Linked DNA regions of Mus musculus: region 1 is linked to region 2. A link is a loop called in an ENCODE intact Hi-C map of the cell type or tissue named here. Cell type or tissue: left cerebral cortex. All regions are shown on one strand. Each heading gives the region's core, and the rest is flanking DNA. Links, peaks and the distances in the headings are about the cores only.

Evidence for each region. A loop is a pair of places that touch in the nucleus more often than their neighbours do. Peaks named below come from ENCODE experiments on the same cell type or tissue, not always from the same donor. Only the 100,000 strongest peaks of a DNase experiment are listed, where the experiment ranks them.
Region 1: a loop joins it to region 2, with 5 times the contacts of the local background. A loop is called at or near these places in 2 of 42 quality-filtered maps.

Annotation. Positions count from the first base shown.
Region 1 is chr1:128,025,084-128,036,294 of GRCm38, reverse strand. Zranb3 (zinc finger, RAN-binding domain containing 3) reads left to right here. Exons shown (of 21, transcript NM_027678.3): 6 at 3,361-3,446. Among named protein-coding and RNA genes, the nearest start is that of Gm28800, 70 kb to the right of the region's middle. In left cerebral cortex, for the core only: no CTCF peak of the experiment used is centred there; DNase peaks (open chromatin) are centred at 3,996, 4,593, 5,246, 6,831 and 1 more place; H3K27ac peaks cover 5,732 bases.
Region 2 is chr1:127,967,170-127,978,380 of GRCm38, reverse strand. Zranb3 (zinc finger, RAN-binding domain containing 3) reads left to right here. Exons shown (of 21, transcript NM_027678.3): 13 at 1,837-2,242; 14 at 5,237-5,434; 15 at 10,412-10,503. Among named protein-coding and RNA genes, the nearest start is that of Gm28800, 12 kb to the right of the region's middle. In left cerebral cortex, for the core only: a CTCF peak has its summit at 6,857 (motif pointing left); DNase peaks (open chromatin) are centred at 2,510, 3,128 and 4,195; H3K27ac peaks cover 3,839 bases.

The DNA.
Region 1 (11,211 bases), core at 961-8,960, 58 kb before region 2:
TTTCCAGGGCACGATCAATGATTAAACAATGTTTTATTATGACTGGATTTTTAAAAATCTGTCTTTTTTTAAGTCTTAACCATATTTACAAATATGGTTAAAAGGTTTCTTTTTCTTTATTTTCTTTTCTTCTTTTTTCTTTCTTTTATTTGCTTGTTTGTTTGTTTTGACTGAAGGTATTATTATATAGTTCTGGCTGGCCTCAAACTCATATCAATCTGCCTACTTCTTTCTCTTGAGTGGTAGGATTAAAGGTGTGCTTTAATCCAGCTATTATAAAATCTATTTAGTACATATTTGTAATGTTGTTCACATTTGCTCTTTTGTTACTTACTTTATCTAGTTTGTATAAAAACATCTTAAGGTTGAAATTTGATCTACTCTGTATGTGTGTGTATGAGGGAGATTTTAATCAAGCAGTATCACTACTCTGACTGGAATGCACACACACACACTTAGTGCACACCTTTCATCCCAAATAATGGAGGTAAAGTTAGTTTGTAGGAGGAAACACCCATGTTTGAAAGTGATGCCCAGTTGAGTGGCAGACAAAGTTACAAATCAGATAGAGGTTTGACAGAGTAGGATACACCCAACTCTCGTGAGAACAGAGAGGAAAGAGAGCTGCTTTAAGAGAGAGGAGACACTTTTACTGGGACAGTTTTAGAGAGACATGTTGCAGAGAGAGAACAAGCTAGACATATGTTAAGACAAAATGAGCCAGAGAATGAGAAGGAGCCAGAAGATTAATACTTGTTCTGGAGTTAGTTTGAGACCAAGCAGGGCAATTCAGTCAGAAGTTGAGAGGAGCCAGTGTGAATCAGTCATTTTGGAGAGGAGTTTGAACCAGAACAACTGAATTGAATCAGCCACCCAGAGATCAGAAAGAACTAAGAAGGGTGAGCTTATTCAGTAGTAAGTCTCAGAGGCTGAAAACATGATAGGCCTCGATTAGATTGTACAGAAATTAGAAGCTTCCAGGACTAGGCCTAGGTTAGCAGATAGAGGCAGTAAGCCTCAGAGACAACAATGACTATAGGAGAATAAAAGTTACATTTACATATATGTTTGTGTGTTGTGTGAGAGAGAGAGAGAAAATCCTGTACCTGTGAAGGAATTTCTACTGTCTGTCTTATCTGCTGTCTACCTTCTTTTTTTGAAGTGGGACTCCCACTGGTCCTGGAGCTCCAATTTCTCTGGGCTAGCTGGCCAGTGAGCTCCCTTTAGAGATCTGTTTATACTCCCTTGCAGAATTTTTCTGTAGTTCTTTTTTACTTTGGTAGCTCCACTTTGGAAAGTAGAAACAAACTAAAGGCTGTTACAGGCCAGGTGAGGTATCTATCTAGACTAGAGGAACTTAGTCTAGGAACAGCCACGTGTTGAGTGTCTTTTTCAGACACTCTTAGTTCTTTCTGACCATTTGATCTGAGGAATCTGATTTGCTGGCACACTGTTGTTTATCCTTTGTATCTCTGTGATGGTGGTGATCATCCTCTGTATTCCTAACTTCAGTAGGCTTTTGTCTCACTCCTTATCTAACCAAAGTTTAGTCAGCGTTATTGATTGTTCCTAAAACAGACTTGTGTTTGCTAATTTTCTCTTATTTTCTCCTTTATTTTCATCAAAATGCTTATAGTGTTTTTCTTTGGTGCTTGCCTTTTCATTTAGCGTGTTCTTCCCTTTCTAGCTGGGAATTTAAGTTGTTGATTGAAAATCTTTGTTTTCATGTTGACACAGGTGCACACAGCAAAGGGCTGTACTGGGGATGATTTTTTAAATATGAAGTCCTAGGAATAGAAACATTCATGAAAGTAAAAAATAGCTAGTGCTTGCCAGGACCTGGTGGGAAGGGAAGAGGGCTTTGACTACTAATGGAGGTGGGTTTCTTTTTAAGATGGTAACAACCTTTTGTAAATAGTAGTGGTTGATATATAACTTTGTGACTGTGCTAAAAGCCACTGAATTTCATACTTGAAGAGTGAACTTTATATTAATCATATCAATAAAAACATTATGTTAAAGAGCCTATTAAACCTGACAGTAAATTGTTATTGTGTGCAGCCTATCAGGGTCGTGAAAAGAAAAGTTACACAAGGATACTATTGGCCCAAGTGGCAAATTTACATAGTATTCAAAGTATACATCTAGGCTGGGAAGATAGCACAGCGGTACAATACTTAATGCACGAATGTGAGGGCAGTTCAAGTCCCCGGACCCCACATAAAAGCCGAGCAGTTGTGGCAGCAGGCTATAAGCCCAGTGTGGCAGCTATAAGCCCAGTGTGGCAGCTATAAGCCCAGTGTGGCAGCTATAAGCCCAGTGTGGCAGCAGGCTATAAGCCCAGTGTGGGAGGAGAAGACAAGAATCCCCCAGCAGCTGGCAAGCCAGACCAGCAGAAATGCAGGTTCAGTGAGAGACTCACTCAATTCATAAAGTACAAAATGATTCAAAAAGACGCCAATGGCAGAAGCTACCACATGAACATGCACAGTACACACAGAGATATTTATGTCAAAAGAGAAGAAAAGAACATGCATGCCATGTTCCATGCACCCGAGATTAGATTTAGTGGTATAGCAATTGCCTACCATGCCTCAGGCTCTGTGCTTTACCCCTCACACCAACTGTTTATCTCTAAAATTATAACATATGAAATTCATCCAATGAAAATGCAGCTTGAATGTGTCTGGTAGCACATGCCTTTAATCCCAGCATTCTGGAAGTAAAGGCAGGAGGGTGGAAGTTGAGGTCAGCCAGGGTATATAATGACTACATAAATACTTCATTTCAAACAAATGTATGTAAGCAGGTGGATAGATAGATGAACAGATCGCTAGTACTCATGTGTAGCATGGATACACAAATATAATTGTGAAATTACTAATATTTATAACTGCTTAAAAGACAGAAACAGCCTATTCATTCATTATCAGGCATCTGTTTGACTATTTTATCACATAGACACAATAATGGTTATTCATCCTTTTAAGGATTCTTTATTATTATAGTATATTGCTTATATACCTCTTAAAATTAAAAGTTGCCTCTGATGTTTTTACAATAAGATTTTAGTTGTACCATAATATTATGATTGTCTATATGTGTATACATACATACATACATACATATACAGGGGCTAGAGAGAAATCTTTTTTAAATTGTGACTGTATATATATGTTATATTTAGAAAAAGAGAATTATTATCCTTGAAGAATGGATAGTGTGGTGTGAAAAAGAAGGAAAGTCTTTGAGGAAGAAGCATTTTTACTTTTATGCCTGTTACCATTTTTATTAAATTCTTTTATCATCCTAATAACTTACTTGAGAATATTGTAATTGAGGATATTTGTATTGTTATAGCTTTTCATGCAGATTGAGGCTCTTTTCCCACAAAAATTTGGAACTTGGATTGAGTATGCTAAAAGATACTGCAATGCACATGTCAGGTAAGATGACCGTTCTCCATAAGCCTTTATCTGGACATATTTAAAACTCTGAGCATTAAACACTGTTAGCCATTCCTTATTCCCGTGGTTTGCAAACTTGTTGCACCTATGGAAGAATTCCTTAAAGTAAAGCCCTGCCTGGGTAGCCTACCTGTAATGTAAAAGAAATACCTAGGCATGGTGGCACGTGCCTTCAATGCCAGCACTTGGGAAGGAAAGCAGGTGAATGATTAGAGGCTAGACTTGCCTTCATCCATGTCAAGGCTGAAAGAAAATATGTCTATTCTTGAGTATATGCATGGAGGTGTGTTGTCCTGCTTTCCATTTGACTGTGTGAGGTGTCAGGTTGAGATGAGCCAGGTTTTGGTGTTACAATGATGTCTTAGTTCCTGTTCTATTGCTGTGAAGAGGCACCATTACCATAGCAACTTATGGAAGACAACATTTAATTAAGGGCTTGCTTACAGTGACTCATGGTGGGAACAAGGTAGCAGCAGGCAGACCAGCAGGAATGAGCTACAGCAGTAGCTGAAAGCTTACACCTGATCCACCAGCTGGAGGCACAGAGCAAGACTGTGCCTGAGTTTTTGAAATCTCAGGCTCAATGTTTAATTTGTGTGTCTGTCCTACAGTCTGTTTTTTGATTAATATCTGTCATATGAGAGCAGAAGTGTGCACCTCACTTATGAGTATAAATAGTATTTCGAAGAGAAATATTTCATCTCTGTGAAATGTGTGATGGCGTAGGTTGTGTTCTGTTTCCTGCTTGTTAGTCGTTTCAAGATCAACATTGTGCTTCTCAAAGGCGTTTTCTTTCTTTATAATTATGTGGACATCTGAATGTCTGAATAGGTCTGTGCACTTGTGAGCGCAGGTAACCATGGAGGTGAGACCAGGGGAATCAGATCTTCTGGAGCTGAGGTTTGGCCATCCAGCATGGTTCTGGTAGCCAAACTTAGGTCCTCTGTAAGAACCTCATGTATGTGTAAGGGCTGCACCCTCTCTAGCCCTTTGAAGATGTTTTCTTCTACATCCATTTCTGAAGTCTTTCTAATCCTTTATTTCTTTACCTTGAAAGCACTGTGGTTCCATAAGCTTTGATTCAGATCAAGGCATTTCCTGGCATTTTAAGTTAGGCTGTGGGATGCTATATTTTCTTCCACAGTGTTTTTATTCTGGAAAGGTGTCATTTTCACACTATAATTTTAGAGAATGCAAATTATGGATCGTTATTCCATCCTAGACCCATATTTTATATTTAAAATGTCATGCTGCATTCAAAATAAAAGTTAAGTGAAGTGCTCGATCAAGATGTCATTTTGTCTTTAAAAAGTTTATTAAATTCCCGAGTAACAGCCTAAAGAAGCATGCTAATGCAGATGGAATCTGAAGAACGAACGATCTTAGGGCCTAAGTAACCAAACACCACAGACCCCATTTGATTTGAGAGGCACAGAGAAAAGAGATTACTCAAGCAGAGTACCCTTACTCAGAATGCCACATGGTAGTCACTCTAGTGGATTCTATTTAGAGGTAGCTATAAATACAAATAAAATCTGGAGAATGAAGCACAGTGAATAAATTGATCGACAGTAGTTAAGTGAGAGAAGGTATAGAGCCCACTTAGACCCTTGTGCACCTTCTGGGGTTAAATCACTTACCCCAGTTTCTATTTCCTTTTATATTTTTCCACATTTTTCTTGGCAACATGAGAGACTTCAGAAGTGGCACCTTTAATAAATGTTCCAGTGCTTATAAAAGGAAGACTTGTGAATAACCCGGCCAAGCATCGTGTGAGCCAGGTGTGATAGCACAAGCCTTTAATATCAGCACTGGGAAGGCAGAAGCAGGTGGATCTCTGAGTTTGAGGCTATTCTGGTCTGCACAATGAAGTCTAGGCCAGCCAGGGTTACATAGTGAGACACTGTCTTGAACTAAAAACAAAAATATGCTTTGGGAAGACATATCTGTCCTCTCTTACATTGTGCTTAGAACTTAAAAGTGTCCCAAGAAGATCTGGGGAAATTGTGCTTGCGTCTTATGTGTTGTAGGAAATTATTATTATTTAAAATAATGAACTGACAGGTTCCAGCACTATGCCCAGCTACTCTCAGCCCCAGGGGACTAGCTGGCCTTTTCTTATCTGGTGGAGACTCTGGCCCGGAAGGTCCTGAAACTTCTCACCCAGCTCACTTGGTTCCCACTGGCGGGTCGCTACCACGCCAATGCTTCAAATCCCCCACCCCATGGCCTTTGTGGCACACATCAGGCAAATCTACGCACCTTGCTGCGGTACCTTCTCTCTGGAACCCAGTCAAATCACTTCAAGAAGAAAAACACCACACAAACTTAGCTCAGAAACAGTGGTAGCTCAATCTCTGGGCGCTACAACTAAAACCCTCTCTTGTAAGCCCTGTTTAATCTGATTCCTCTAGTGAAACTCTAGCAGCTACATCTTACCCTCATGCTATCCCTGTTCCAAAAGACCTACCTCTCTCCTCCTCCTTCTCTTCCTCTGTCCAACCCAGAAGTCCCACCTATTCGCCCAGTGATTGGCTCCTTTAGTCATTAGGGGATTGGTTCACAAGAACAGCACCAGGCCCCTCTACAACACTTATGTACAGGGCTCTGGGTTCAGTTTTTTGTGTGGGAACACATCAAATTCTATACCAGTTCTACTAAGGAGAATTGGTTGTCTAAATTTTCTTGAGACGGTGAAATGCTACTTGATAGTATATACTCAAGGTGTTATGTCCATTATTAGCATAATCAGGGTCCTGCTCACCTCCATATGTTCTCCAGCACTGCGTCATTTACTGTTCTGCCTCTGGCTAAATACAGGGCTGTCTATTCCTTGAGCACATGGCTCAGTTGTGAAGTAAATAGTTAATATACTGAGCACTCAACGTCTGTTTGAGGAATAGTTAAGTAAGATGTGATATAAATTCTGTATTTGTGTTTGGAAAGACTTCTGATTTTGAATCATTCTATATTGAGTTGGTGTATGAGGTCATTTTATCCCACCTACTGCCTCTAGCTTGTTTTTTTAAATTAATCCATTTGTTCAAAAATTATTTTTAGGAGGCTAGATAGATGGCTTAGTGATTAAAAGTCCTGGATGCTCTCCTAGAGGACCTAGGTTCGATTCCTGGCACCTACATGACAATAAATGACCATCTATGACTTCAGTTGTAGAGGATTCAACATCCTCCTCCGGCCTCTGCAGACAGTAGACATGCTTGTGCTGCACAGACATACATTCAGCCAAAATGTATAAGCCTTCATGCTCTAGGGATCAAAATGATTCAAGCTTTCACTGAATTGTCACGTCTGGCACTAACCAGGTAATTATAGATGACTGTCATGTGAGGATGGGAAGAGGAAAGGCCTGATGGCCGGGTGTACCAATGTGAACCAGTCAAGACAGTCAGAAGCATCCTGTGAGTAAATATATTCCTTTCCTTTTCAGAAAGTGGAAATTCTATATGCTAAAACCAGAACAAGAGAGACCACTGTGCCCTTGAGGAACTAAATATTCAGCTGAATATTCTGAGCTAAACCAAGGTCTCTAGACAAAAACAGTTAGTCAGGAGTTAGATAAAGATAGGGCTAGGTAGGAGTCAAATTACAGTCTTGTTCATCAGAATGTAATAGGAAGACATTGTGGGTGTCTTCCCCTTCTCTGTGTCTTCTGCAGGCATTGGTTTGCAATAATACGTAAGAAAATGTACTATTTTACCATTTTAAGTATATAATTTGGTATCTTTAGATACATTCATATTGTTGTAAAACAAAGCTTTTAATTTCTAGCACATTTGTCACCCTAATCTAAACCTCTATACCCATTCACCAATGTTCTCCACCTCTTTTTTTAGCCTCGGCACTGTAAAGTTATAAAGTGTGGCATGGTCATGTGTGATCAGATTTACAAGTTTCCTTGTTGTTTTCAGGGCTATATTTTTATATGGTCCAAAACTAATAGAAGAGTAAACAAATTCATATTTTTTGAAAAAGAGATTATTATATTAAAAATATTAGCATTTTTGTCCCTTATAATATTGACCATTTTTCTACATAAATGTTTGTTATAGTATATAAATAACTATTTTTTATAGTTGTGTGGTGTATTATTGAGATTGTAGTATGGTTTCAGTGAGGGAGTTTGCATCGAGAAGTGGCATATTATTGGACCTGTACCATAGGTTCTAGAGTGACAGGGCTTGCATCTCAGGACATTTTTTTATGAGAGGCAGTTTATTGTGTCTTTGAACACAATAAGAATTTGAAAGTTTCTGTGATCTAAACTTCTGCAGGATAGGAACTAAGATGGTGAGATTAGGACCACAGGCTTACTAGTGATGCTAAGTAGCCATTTGCGATCATAAACAGATTAGTAGTGGAGCCAGTGTTCTCAGTGGTGTATTTCCACAGCAACGTGGTTTATCCCAGAAGATTGCCTAGAGTCAGATCTGACTTGTATTGGGAGCTTGGTATCGACTTAGATAGATCTAGGGCCTGAAAGACTAGGGGGTTTAGTTATCCTGGGAAGACTCAGAGATCAGCTTGGAAAGGCAGGTGTGAGAACAGGAAGGGGAAGGGTGATTTGGACAAGGAAAACAGGCAGCGCTTGCCTGGGGCATTGTAGTGAGAAGGGGAGAGAATGGGGTGGAGGAACAGGTGCCATAAAAGAATGAGTAGAAACCAGAACTATTATTTTAGTTTCTCCTCCTAAAGACTTTTATTTCATAAAATATCAGTATTTTCACAACGAGGATAAAGTAAACATTGTTTCTGTCTGTTACTTCCAGTCAGTGGTTGACATTATAAATGCTTTCCACACATACAGAGGTTCCCGCCTCACCTAAGTATTTGCCTACATGTTTGTTGGGAGCTTCTGGAGCCTTTCCTCAGTAGGAGTTCCCATTTTTCCTCCCTTTCCTTAAGATATTCCAGTCTGTATTCTTTCATAAAAGGCTGAATTATTATTGTGAGCAGTTAGACATTGTTTCCATGTTAGGATATCATCCTAAGTGAAGTAACCCAATCACAAAAGAACACACATGATATTAGCCCAGAAGCTCAGAATACCCAAGATACAATTTGCAAAACACATGAAACTCAAGAAGGAAGAATGAAATATGGATGCTTCAGTCCTCCTCAGAAGGGGGAACAAAACACCCATGGGAGGAGTTACAGAGACAAAGTGTGGAGCAGAGACTGAAGGAAAGACCATCCACAGACTGTCCCACCTGGGGATCCATCCCATAAACAACCACCAAACCCAGACACTATTGCAGATGCCAACAAGAGCTTGCTGACAGGAGGCTGATAAAGCTCTCTCCTGAGAGGCTTTACCAGTGCCTGACAAATACAGAAGTGGATGCTCACAGCCATCCATTGAACAGAGCACAGGGTCCCAAGGAAGGAGCTAGAGATCTAGTATCCAAGGAGCTGAAGGGGTTTGTAGCCCCATAGGAGGAACATCGATATTCTTTCTGACATTTTACTAACAGGATTGTGGTGTCCTTGCAACGTGTAGTAAGATCTTCAACTTGTTGAGAACACCTCTCTCTGTCCTTTCCTCCCATGTTTTGGATCAGAACATCTTGTACAGCATGTCTGAGATGCTGTCCTGCAGGGTCCAGCATCACCTTGGCAGATAGTAGAGAAGAAGGCAAGCCACGTGGCTGGAGCAGAAAGGGAACCATTTTCTAAAACACAGTTTTACTTGAATTATTTTAACTTATGTATATGTTGGGGAGAGGATGTTGTGCACATGAGTACGGATCCCTTCGGAGGCCAGAGACAGTGATTCCCTGGAACTGTAGTTAACAGTTACAGGTGATTGAAAGCCATCTGACACAGGAAAGAAATGAACTTGTGTCATCTGCAAGAGCGGAAAGCTCTATTCAGTATTGAGCCATCTCTCAGCCTCCGAGCGCAGAAGTTTTTAGTGTTCCAGGTAGAGCTGGTTCAGACAAGATTATGGCTGTGAAAGTGGGGTGCTGAGAGTAGACTTTAGAGGCTTATAGGACAAGAAGAACAAGGATAGATTGGTGGTTGTTTATCGGAATTAAGTCGTCTCTCAAGAAGCATTGTCCCTACCGGTCAGTGGTGAGACACATCTTTAATCTTAGTATTCAGGAGATAGTAGCAGGTGGTTCTCCGTAAGTATGAGGCTAGCCTGGTCTACACAATAAGCTCTAGGATAGCCAAGGATACACTGAGAAACTCTGCCTCCACAAAACTAAAAAAAGACAGAAAAGAAAAAGCATTTTTAATTTTATTTATTTTTTGAGTTTATAATTAAATCATTTCTTCTTTCCCCTTTCTCCCTCCATTACCTCCCATCTACCACCACCACCCCTCAAAGTCATGGCTTCTTTTTCTTTAGTTTTTGCTGTGTGTGTATATTCCTAAATGCTCGTACAACCTCCTCAGTCCATGTGATACTGGCATGTGTATGTTTTCATGGCTGACCACTTGCTATTGGATAACCAGTTGGTGTGCTCTTCCCCGGGACGACCACGTCTCCCACTCTCAGCAGTCCTTGGTAGGCTGTAGTTTTTTGTCTAGGGTTGAAGCCCAGAGCTTTCCTCCTTCCATGTTAGCATGTCTGTTGCTGTCATCCTTGTTCCTTGAGTATTTTAACAAATAAAAGTGTAATGTATCTGAGAAAGGGTAACCAGAGTAATGAGAGACTTTCACATTCAGCTCCACTAATGCCTCGAGTTATTGATTGCCTGCTATATTTAAGACATTATTTCAGGGTTGCAACTGACACAGAAACAAGTGAGAGTGTCCCATCTCACAAAGCTTATTGGAATTTGAGAGAAGACCTTAGGGGAATAAGTCCATATGTAAAGACCTGACACAGGTTAAGGGAATTAATTAGGCTTTTGTCGTCATGTCACCAAAGGAAAAGCTGTATGTAGAATTGTAACAGCGAGTCCTGAGGACCAAAGCCCAGTCCACATGCTTATACAGCAAGCACTTTACTGAGCTGTCTTCCTGACAGCGAGGATAGCTTCTTCCTTGAAGTGTTTGGTAGGACTTAAGAGTTAGCCCACCTGGACCTGTGCTCTGTCCACTTAGAAGAGCACTAATTAACAATTCAATGTTTTCCATAAATGCAGACATCCTTAGACTGTCCTTACTCAACCCTACTGCACAGTAGCTGTAAGTGAAGAAAGCCTGATATTGTAGAGCGAGCGGTATTTCTCAGCCCTGTTGTCCTAATGCCTTCTTATCATAATCAATATACAATAGCCCCTTGTTGCACTGGAAAGAAATTCATAGGGATAGCCACATATATCCATATGTAATTTCAAATAAAGAATCCACCTTAATGCAGAGAGAAATAAAGTTTAAGGGAACTATAACATGCTCCTCAGTATCAATATGTGAATAGGAAAAGACTGCATTAGAACACAATTTTAAAATGAGTATAATAAAGCCGAGCATGGTGGCTCACGCCTTTAATCCCAGCACTCAGGAGGCAGAGGCAGGCAGATTTCTAAGTTCAAGGCCAGCCTGGTCTACAAAGTGAGTTCCAGGACAGCCAGGGCTACCCAGAAAAACCCTGTCTCGAAAAACCAAAAAAAAAAAAAAAAAAAAAAAAAATGAGTGTGATAAAGAAGTTTACATTTATGGTTATATGAAATCTAAAACTTCATCAATTGTGATATTATACATTATTATTTTATATACCACCAAAGTTAAACTGTTACATCTGTTTATATATTTTATATATCTGTAATTTCCA
Region 2 (11,211 bases), core at 1,112-9,111:
TCAAACTTACTGCAGCACCCACTGGGCCTCATATGTCTAAGCATGCTATTTCCTGCCCTCTTTTCTTTTGATCTTCCAGCTAACCAGTTTATCTCCTTGTATTTCCTATTTCATAACTGATGACATCAGTCTTGTATGTAATAAGTCAGAAACTGAGAGTTCAGAGTGAGAAGTTATGATCACTCCAGGTCCCTCCCAGCACATTTTTTTAATTCCCACACGCAACCAGGATGTTCTCTTAAATCTTGGTGCTCAGCCCGGTGTGTCCTGAGTTCCATGGCAGCCCTTCCATCCCATGCATTTGGGGGTTCCCTTTGAGGTCTCCAGGGATTGCACTCAGATTGGGGACTTGCACAGTACACACTTTTACCTACTGAACCATTTCACCAGCCTCCTCCCTGTTGCGCTTTATGTGAAGGCATAACCAAGGGCCACTGACTGCCTGAGGAGGAAAGGGCAAGGACTAGCAGAAGTAATAAGTAAGCACTAAAACAGGTACTGAAGAAAATCTTTCAGAAGCTCTGGCTAGGAGCTGCAGACTTGAGTACCGCAAATGTGAGTGAAGGCACAACCCTGTGAAAAAGGACCAGGGAACAAGAGACCACTGTTAGATGCTAAATGCAAGCAACTACCATGCTGGGGAGATGCAAGCAACTACCATGCTGGGGAGATGGCTCACCCAATGAAGACACTTGCCACCAAGCCTGATGACACAGATCTAGGGAGACCTAACTCCTACAAGTTGTCCTCTGACCTCCACACGTGTACTATAGCACCCAAGTGTCCACACAGATCCACATCATACTTATGCATAGTAAATAAACATTATATTTAAAAATGCACATGGCTGCCAAATTAAAAAATTCTGTACCTGAGAGGGAAGCTAAGCAGAGAAAAGCTTAATATTTTTTGAGGGAAAAGGAAAACATGAGACTAATTAGATGCCAAGGATAGACCCAACATTAGACTAACAGATCCCAGAAAATAAGGAAAGACAAAATGGAAAGGAAGAAATTATCAAAGAAATCATGAAAATGTACAAGAGGAAAAATGTTATTCACGTGGCATAGAGTATCCTGAGTGCAAGTAGAATTTTGAGGCATATACTTATAGATTATATAGACACAGATAGATGTACGTAATTATGAAGTTTTAGAATACTAAGTTAGAAGTTAATGAAACCCTTAAAAACAAAGGAAAGCTTTTCTTTTTTCATTTGTGGGTGTCAGTGTGCTTTGTGTCTGTGTGTTTGTATGTTTGCGGGTATGTGAAATACATGTGGGAGTGCACATTCATGTGTATGCATATGCATGTAGTAGTCAGAATAAATATTTTAATGCTATTTGAAAAATGTTTCCTGGTCAGTATAATGTTTTAATATGAGTGTCATGTAGTTTATATACAATGTGTTTACAATTTGGCCATGGAAGTATTTTTCTAGGTTTTTGACTTAAAATACTATTTTATTTGCTAAAATTTCTACATATGCAATTCCCCTTTTTACCAGATGCACATCTAAGGAAGATAGTGTATAAAGTATATTTCTATTTTATAACTTCTCTATCTAATTTCCTCACCCGAAGCCTCCTTCACGGGGCTAGCATAAGGGTTGAATGAGTTCAGCACACAGTACGTGCTAAGCAAAGACACATAGGAAGTATGTGGCTATATCCATTCAGTGCATGACTGTGTTCATTCCACTGAGTTATGTGTATTTATGAAGAGTGACACTATAATTGGATTCATTTCCAGTCAGTCTGGTTAATGAAAATGCTAAGTTCTTTCATTTAGGAAGAACAGTTGTTTCCCCATTTCATAACTGTTGGCTGATTTCAGTTTGAAAAAGAGAAACAGCATGATATTCGATCATTCTTCTTACCAAAACTGAAAAAGAGACAGTTAGAAACGACCTGTGATGACCCAGAGGCATTCAAGGAGAAGATTACAGTGGCCTCGGACCCTAGAAAAATGGCTACAAGTGATAGCACTGCTGACAAAAATGGGTGTGAGCCTGAAGCTAAAAGGTTGAAGTCCCTGAGCACCGAGGACCACAGCAGTGCCCTGGAGGAAGGACCGTCCTTGCAAGCCAGAGCCACATCCATGGAAGTTGTCCATGAGGTCAAGCCCCCATTGGCTTCTCCAGCCCTTCCTGAGAAGGGATGGCAGTGTGGCTTCTGCACATTCCTCAACAACCCAGGCCTTCCATACTGTGAGATGTGTGAGAACCCTCGGAGCAGAGCTGGTGAGTGTACGGAAGGTGGGGATGAGGCTGGCAGGGAGGGTGCCCTAAAGACCACCCAAGCCTTTGGGTAGTAATGTTACAGAAGTGCCTCATGACTCAGCAGGGCCTACAGCCCTTAAAATCGAATAAGAAGTTCCCTGAGTAAAGACTGTCGATTCATCCCCTGTGGAATGTGAATGACTCCTGGTTCTGTCAAGAATATATATTCTGAGTGCCACTGGCTTGGCATTAACTTGGCACAAATGGGCATTTCTGAATAATGTCAACAGGATGTGAGCTCAGTGGGCAGGAGAAGCCTTGTTGCTATGGTAGCAAATGTGCTGCCCATCACAGACCTGCTGTTATGAAAGAAGTAGATATTCTTGTTTTTTAAGGAAATGAGATGGTTTTTATATTTAAATAGAATCATTTTGTAACTACTTGGCCTGCTCAGTATTCATTGTGCCATATTTCTTCCTTGACAACTCATAAGCTCTTCTTCAGGTCTTATTAAAAGAATCTAACCAATACATGCATGCAGAATAAATACAATGTAACAGAAAAATATCAGAAATATTAGTATTCTCACTGTTTTCAGTTCCAGAGAATATTTTTATGGCAATGAAAAAATGCCACATTGACAGTTCTGGAAACTAGAAATAGGTTATTTTAACAATGGTATAGTTGTTCACAGTGGTTCTCCTCTATATTCATTCTTCTAACAGCAGGCTCTAACCAGGACAGAACTAAGAGACTCTAATGTTATAGTTTCCCCACCCCTCCTCCTCTCAGTGTTAATCCGAAGGAATACAGAACCTGAGTCTTTCCTCTCTCACTTCTGAGAGCTCTATCAAAATTGACAAGTGGCCGTCTGGGTAGCTGTATTTGTTATGTGGGCACCTGTTCTCTGAAACAAAACTAGAACCACACACTCTCTCCATGTGATGTCCTTGCCACAGTTAACATGACCCCCTGCAATCCCAGCTGGTGCAATCAAAATAAAGCAACTTGTAAAGTTAGCTCACAGCAAGAGTAGAAAGTGACTAGCTTAGGAAAAAAAAAAATCCTAGTTTATTATGTGTTTGATAGTTCTCATTTTCCCTTTTGATGCTAGGAACAACAGTGAAAGTTTCTAGACCTATGATTGAATAAGCAGCCTGCCAAGAAACCTGAAGAAATAAACTCCAGTTGTGAGCGTGAAGTAGCCTGCTTAGGGAAAAGATAAGAGTTTCAAGTAACAGTGCGTTTCAACACGACAGTGCTCAGGTTTACATTATTACAATTGGCATAATGAGCTGGTACCTTGATTTGTTTGTACCCACAAGGTATTAAAGGGCAGAATGAATACTAATTAAAATTTTAATATTGCTTTCTTAAAACTCTTGAAGAAACAGTAGAATCCAAAAGCATTAAAGGAGCCATATGGTTGCTGCAGTTTGTGAAAGCTGCTTTGAAATCAATAGGGCATAGTATACACTGAATGATAATATCAACAACCAACAGCTGAAATTGCCCAACTTTATATCTCTGATTTGAGTGCCAGAGTGGTTTTATCCAATGTAACCTACAAAATCTTTCTGCTTTGGTACCCAGTGGGGCCCTCAAGGTTAACATGTTCCAGGCTAGAATTCTTAGGGCTGAAGAGGTAGTCAGCTTCTTGCTGCATAAGCATTAAGATCCAAGTCTGAGGCATGGTGCTGCCTTTAATCCTAGCAGTTGAGAGTCAGAGCCAGGTGGATCTCTGAGTTTGGTATACAGAGTGAGCCCAGACAGCTAGGACTACACAGAGAAACTGTGTCTTAGTGGTGGTGGTTGGGGGCGGGGGTGGGGGGAGCCCAAGTTTGAATCTTAGCACCTACACAGAAGGCAGGTACAGCATACATCCCCACCCTGGGAACGTTGAGAAAGACAGATTTCTGGAACTCACCAGCTGGCTAGCCAGCAAAGCTAAATCAGTTAACTCTGGGTTCAATGAGAGACCAAAATAAAGTGGAAAATTACTGAAGAAGACACCAGATGTCAACCTTTGGTGCGCAGGCGGGCTTGTCTGGGCTATACTTCTAGAGGACCCAGAATCCCATCACCCACATGGCTTTAACTGGACAACAGTCTTTGACTGCAGTCCCAGAGAATTTGATACCATCTTCTGGCCTCCACGAACCCTGTACACAAATGGTGCAATGACATGGATGCAGGTAAAATATCCATATGCATTAAATGAAAATAAATTTAAAAATTTGAAAATAGTATCAATGGTATCTTTGATCTCCTCACCTTCTCTCAATTGTTAAACTCCAAAATTCATGACTATACCAACGCCTAGGCCTGTTGCTGCCACTGAAAGCCATTAGCAGCTTTATAAGACCGAGTAGCATCCTCCACTCTTCCCCTTTGGAATCTTTACTTGCAGGACAGTCAGAAACACCCTTTAATAATGGGCATCAGCTAGGCATGGCTGCATATGCCTTTAACCATAGCTCTTTGGGGGGAGAGGTAGATGGATCTGTATGAGTTCCAAGCCAGCCAAGGCTACATGATGAGACCTGGGAGCAAGAGAGTCAGACTGTGATCATCAATCCTCTGTCTGAAGGTCTATAATCCTCTCTAATTCCATCCACAGTATATCCAATGGTGTAAGCCCCGGGGCTAGGCTCAGCAGCAGCCCCAAGCTTAGACAGGGCTCTCAGAGCACGGCCCTGTCGGCCTATGCTATGTGTAATAATCTACGACTGCTCCATTCCAGTTCTGGATTCTACCCTCTCCTCGCTGCCCTCCCTGCCTCCCGTTCTCTCCACCCTCCTCATCTGTAGATACATTCTTCATTGTTTGATTACATTTTTGTGTATCCATGCATCTTGAAAGGAACCTTCAGAAGGCAAGGCAAACAGTCCCTTCCTGATAAATATTTTATAAGTCTGAATAAACATTGTTAACTTTATTTTTTTAATAAAATTGAGCTGTGACCCTTTAGTCTGTGCTTGTTACATTTAAATTACTGTATTTTTGTAATCCTAGCTGGCCGCAACCATCTTCAGGATAACAACAAAAATGATGAAGACGCTGCTCAGGAAAGCACCTCCAAAAGTGATCAAGCTGGTTTGGAGTGTGAAAGGCAATGCCCTGAACGGTTGGAAGCTGAGCAGTCGGCTAATAGCAAGGAAGAGGCATTGGAAGGTGGAGGGGAAGACAGACTGCCATCTCAGCCAGAGATTGGTACGTCCTGCTTCTGTCTCTAGTGCTCAGATAGTAACCGTGTGGGGGATAGGAATGTGGCTGAGTTGGTAGAGTTCTTAGCTACCATGCCTGAGTCTACTGCTTCAGTCCCCAGCACTGTGTGAACCAGTTGTGGTGGCCAAAGCTTATAATCCCAGCGCTCAGGAGGAAGAGGCAGGAAGATTTCAAGTTCAAGGTCATCCTTGGTTACATAGTGGATCTGAGGCCAGCCTGGGCTATATGAGACCCTGTTTCAAAACTAACCAATTAAGTCAATAAGTTCTGGATACCTTAATGCATAATGCTATGTTAAAACACACACCATTCTCAGAATCATCTTTAAATACCAGATGGCTCTCTCCTGGAATCAACACCATATTGCATCACAACCAGTAAATTGCTATTGCCACCAAAATATTGCCCTGCCCAACCACAGCAAGCTCATTGACAGGGAGAGAGCTGTTTTTATTTGGGTAGTGCATCAGGTCACAGGAATCAGACTGAGAGAGAACCAGCAGCCAGGTAACAAATCGTTACTCTCTTCTGCAGTGAATGCTCTTAGATGGCTAAGCTCAAGCTGCTGCTGCTGCTGCTGCTTCTCCTTCTTCTTCTTCTTCTTCTTCTTCTTCTTCTTCTTCTTCTTCTTCTTCTTCTTCTTCTTCTTCTTCTTCTTCTTCTCCTTCTCCTTCTCCTTCTCCTTCTCCTTCTCCTTCTCCTTCTCCTTCTCCTCCTCCTCCTCCTCCTCCTCCTCCTCCTCCTCCTCCTCCTCCTCCTCCTCCTCCTCCTTCTCCTTCTTCTTCTTCTTCTTCTTCTTTCTTTTTTCTTTAAGAAACAAGGAAAGTGTTTCAGTGTTCTCTGAACAGGGCTGGGGAGATGGTTCAGTGGGTAAACCTGTAAGCATAGACTGCCCTGCCCTGCAAGCATATACTCTTGAGTTTGAGCCTCACCACCCATGTGCAGGACTAAATGTGACATGCTCACCTTTAAACCCAGCATTCAGGGGCAGATACATTCTACACAGATACAGACACCAAATGAATCAGCCCTTGGTGTTGTTACTTATTGCTTGTTCGTGTTTGCATTGCTTATAGCAATGGTGGTCACTAAATGCCAGCCTGTAGTTGTACATGGGCCAGCTGACAAATGCTGAGTAAATTGGGATCCATGTCTTTTTTGACGTACTTAGTAACATGCAGAATGGTATACATCTTAAAACCATTCCAAGTTGTTAGATGAGGCCCCTAAAAACATTCTATGTTAACAGCTGTTAACACTGATACAACTTGGAATAAGATTCATAGCTTCAAAATGAAATGTTCATTTATGGCTCAGTGGTTAAGAGCACTGACTGCTCTTCCAGAGGTTCTGAATTCCATTCCCTGTAAACACATGGTGGCTCACAACCATCTGTAATGGGATCAGATGCCCTCTTCTGGTGTGTCTGAAGATAGCTACAGTATACTCACATACATAAAATAAATAAATCTTTAAAAACAAAAAACAAAAACCCTAACTGGCAGTGGTGACACACACCTTTAATCCCAGCACTCAAGAGGCAGAGGCAGGTGGATCTCTGAGTTTGAGGTCTACACAGGGAAACTATCTCAAAACAAAACAGGGTGGGGGGTTCCTCTTTTCTTTTCTCCTTAGCCTTCCTTTTCCTTCTCTCAGAGTCTTCCCAAGAAGTGTCTTGGAGTACATGCTGTCTGATCTGATTTCATAGCCTTTAAATAGACACAGTAGTCAGCAGTCAGAGGGCTTCTCTTCTTGTGTGTCTCTAGTTTCTTTGTTCTGGCTGCAAGACCAATCCCCAGGTGCCAGTGAAGCCTAGGACCCAGGATGGTGTACACTCGGTGAGCTAGTCTGAGAATTGTTGGACAGTTGTCAGCTGAGCTAGGAAATGCTGGGTTGCTAGCTGGGCATAAACATGAACCAGGTGTGGCGGTACACACTGGGAGGTAGCAGCAGCAAGACAGACGTTCAAGGTTGTTCTCAGCTGCATAGTGAATTCAAGGTCAGCCTGGACTACAAGAAATCCTGTCTCAAAAAACCAAGGCTGCGCCCAGCAAGTAGGTAGGAAAAGGCCCTTGCCACCAACCCTGACCACAAGAGTTTGACCCACATAGCAGAATGTCTTCTGACCTGCACGTGTGCTCACACACTCACACACACACACACACACACACACTTTAATAAGTCCACACAACCTGCACATCTGTACCATCCTCATCCACTGCAGGCACACTAGCATTTCCCTTGTGCTTGTCCCTGCTTCCTTCCTCCTGAGCTCTCAGCTCATCAACCTGAACAAATCCAAGAGATACATTACAGATCTTTCCAGTAAATGTGGATTTCCGTGAGAAACCAACTGGAAGAAGGTTTGTTTGTTTGTTTGTTTGTATTTTTCTTTCTACTCCCTCTTTTAGAGCCAGACAGATCCATGCTGTTCTGGAGCTGTAGTTCCATTTTAACTAGAAACATGCAGACTGGGAGGGAAGCTGTGTCAGCATCAGCCCCATCTATAGTCTCAAACAATCAAACAACGCTTCGTGGAAACACTGAAGAGGGTATGTTCCCATAGTGCAACTCTCAGCCCCCAAGAACTATCAGCTACTATGGCACTGACCTTATAAATATCTTCCATCAAAGAATGATTTCTATCTTTACACATTAACGCATAGATCTTCAAATATAAAGACACGCTGATTACAAAGCGCTCTCCTGACCACGGTCGGCAGACAGCTCTCATTAAACGGTGACACGGTACCTTAGACAAAACCCAACATGCCACCTCTGACTGTGACTTTTGTTTGTCCCGAGGGGTGCAGACCAGCAGTGTCTTCAGCCTCCAGCTGTTTGTGTGGTATATAATGGGTGACCCTATTCACATGTCCACAAACCAAACATAAAACAGCTTCCTCGTGGGAGAGGTCGGTCATTCTTCTAAGAATTTGCTTCTGCGGTTTGAAACCTGTGTTCTCCTGTTCTGTAACCTGGTTTTTTCATACTTATCCTTTTTCCTTTTGATTACAGAACATACTAAAAAATACCTTTTAATTTATTATTATTATTATCATTATCATTTTGTGTGTGATGGCTGAGGGGCATGAGTGTCGCATGGCGCATGCGTGGAAGGAAGCTAGATGATGGCTTGGTGGAGTTGGTTCTCGCTTTCCTTCTTTACTGTAGGACTCAGGGACTGAACTCAGGTCAGCTGACTTGCATAGCCATCTCCCCAGCCCCATACTGAAAAGTATGTGGAAGTCTTGGAGTAATAAATTCAATACATATAATAGCATTGCTTGTACATCCTGTGTGGCTTTGAGTGACAGTAGCATTGTAGCTATGACTGAGCTCACATGGGCTCAGACAACTTCACAGCTACCACCTAGGTGATAATGATTGCAACATGCCATTGTTATCACTGGACATCAGACACTAATTTCAGAAATGTTTTTTAGTCATTAACATGCACTATTGTGCAAGCTAGTGGCTTTTCACTCTGACAGTTCCATATGTGCATATTGTGCCCTGACCATGTTTACCTTGCCCTTTCAATCTCTAGTTCTTGGGGCCTTTTGTTTCTTTTTCATTTATAGACATAAGTCGCAAACTGGATTTATAAAGTAGCCAAGGCCTAGACTAGAAAACTAGTATGTTGATGACATTGCCTAGTGGAGTGACAAGCAGAGCCGAGCTTCTAGAACATTCAGAGGTCACTGACACTGAGCTAAGATATAAGCTCTGCAGCTAGAGAGACAGCAGGTGACCAAGAGTGACCTGACTTTGGTTCCTAGCACCCAAATCAGGTGGCTCACAATCATCAGGATCGAGTGCTCTCTGGCCTCTACTAGCATCTGCATGAACACAGTGCACATAAATTCACACAGGTACACCCATACACCATACACGTAAATACAAATAATAAATTCATTTTAAGAGTACAAACTCTGGAGCCCCTCTTACTCTTGAGCAGGTTAATGTGCTGAGATTCCTCCTGTTAAAATGTGCTTTTTGTTTGTGAGAGATGCACTCAGGACAGTAGTTAGCACGCTTCCTAGGCCAGATGTGTTTAGAAGGCATTAACTGCATTCATTATTTAACCTGTGTTTTTGAGGGGGTTGATTTAGTAGTCCTGGGGATCCAACCCAGGGTCTTTGGGCATGCTAGACAAATACTCTACCACTCAGCTACAGCCTCAGCATATTTGACTGTAGTTATTATGTAGACTTGCTTCCATAATTTTTGTCTCTCCTGAAGAGTTCTGGGTGAAGAGACTAAGAAAATACTTATAAGTAATGATTAGGAAATTAGCATGTCTAGTCATTTCCTTGTGGATGAGACAGCAGCCACAGGGAACCAGGCACATCAGTGGCACTCGGCAAAGCTGTCCTGATGCTGATAATCAAATGGGGACTGTTTAGTCCCAGATGCAATATGTTCAGCAGCGAGGAGAGACTCTAAACCCTTCAAGTTTGGTAATGACTTCTGGGTGAGGGAAGGGTCCCTTCTGACCAACTCATATCTTTTCAGCTGAGTCTGAACCTGTTTGCTTCTTGTTCAGTCATTAGCAAAGAAAGCCCCACTTTCTGTAGATGCTGATGTTCTTAGATGACCTACCTTGGGAGTTAGTTATTTCAGGTCTAGACATGAATTGCTGATCAAGTGTGTTGGTTTTTTTATATATAGCTATTCATCATTCTACCTTGCAGAATAGTAAAAAAGCTATTTTATTTTATTTATGTGTCTGAGCATGTGTTTAACCATGTGTGAGTGGATGATCAGAGGCTAGAAGAGGCCAATAAGCTGGAGTTACAGGTATTTGTGAGCTATTCAAGTGGGTATTGGCCATCAAACTCCAGTCGTCTGAAAGAACAGAAAATTTCTCAGCTGCTGAGCCATCTCTCCAGAACCCCAAATAATCTAATTTAGACAGAGTAGACAGGCCTTTCCGCATCTCTTTGTCTTCTTTATTAGGGCAGTTGAATAATTCAGGCACTCTGCCAGTGCGTGAGACCTTCATGTTTTGTGCAAGCAGAAACACCGACCGGATCCACCTCTATACCAAGGTAAGTGTCAGGTAGATCCTGTCCCACAAGATACAAGACAGTGGACATCCTTAACAGTAAGATAGAAACTCAGTTTTTTGCCTCCACATAGCTTGGCATCAAATTCCTTTGTGAAATCTAAAGACAACATGAGGTAAAGTGGACTCGTTATGAATTCAGAGAAAGAGACCTTGATTTCCCTGTTACTGTTTAGTGTGATCTTGGGCACAGCTGCTCTCGGCTTCATTTCCTCCGCTGGAAAATGTAGGGAGGATTTGTTGCAAAGATAAAACTCATCCCTGTAAGAAGCAACGTTTTTATAACCTCCCAAGTCCCTGCCCCACCGGCATCTCCACCTTCCCCACCCCCACCCCCCAAAGCCCCTCTGTGCTGAAAGTTAGAGAGAAGGCTTTGTGGAGTGAACACTCGGACCCCTGCAGAAGCCTAGGCTAGCAAAGTTCTCACTTTATTTAGTCTGAGGAGCTTTCAGCGTGATGAAAATGTGTGGAAGGCCCCACAAGCTCTTGTTGAGAGCTTGTTATATTTATTGACACTTACTCCATTCTGTATTAAAATGAAGACACTTAAAATAGTCATGTATTATTCAGTTTTATACTAACATTTATATTAATAAGGTATGTTTTTTAAGATTAATTGTCTTTTCTAAAGCGGGGTGCTGTGCTGAGAAGAATAGCACTCCGGTTCTCAGCAGTTCTCTGGCTTCAGCCG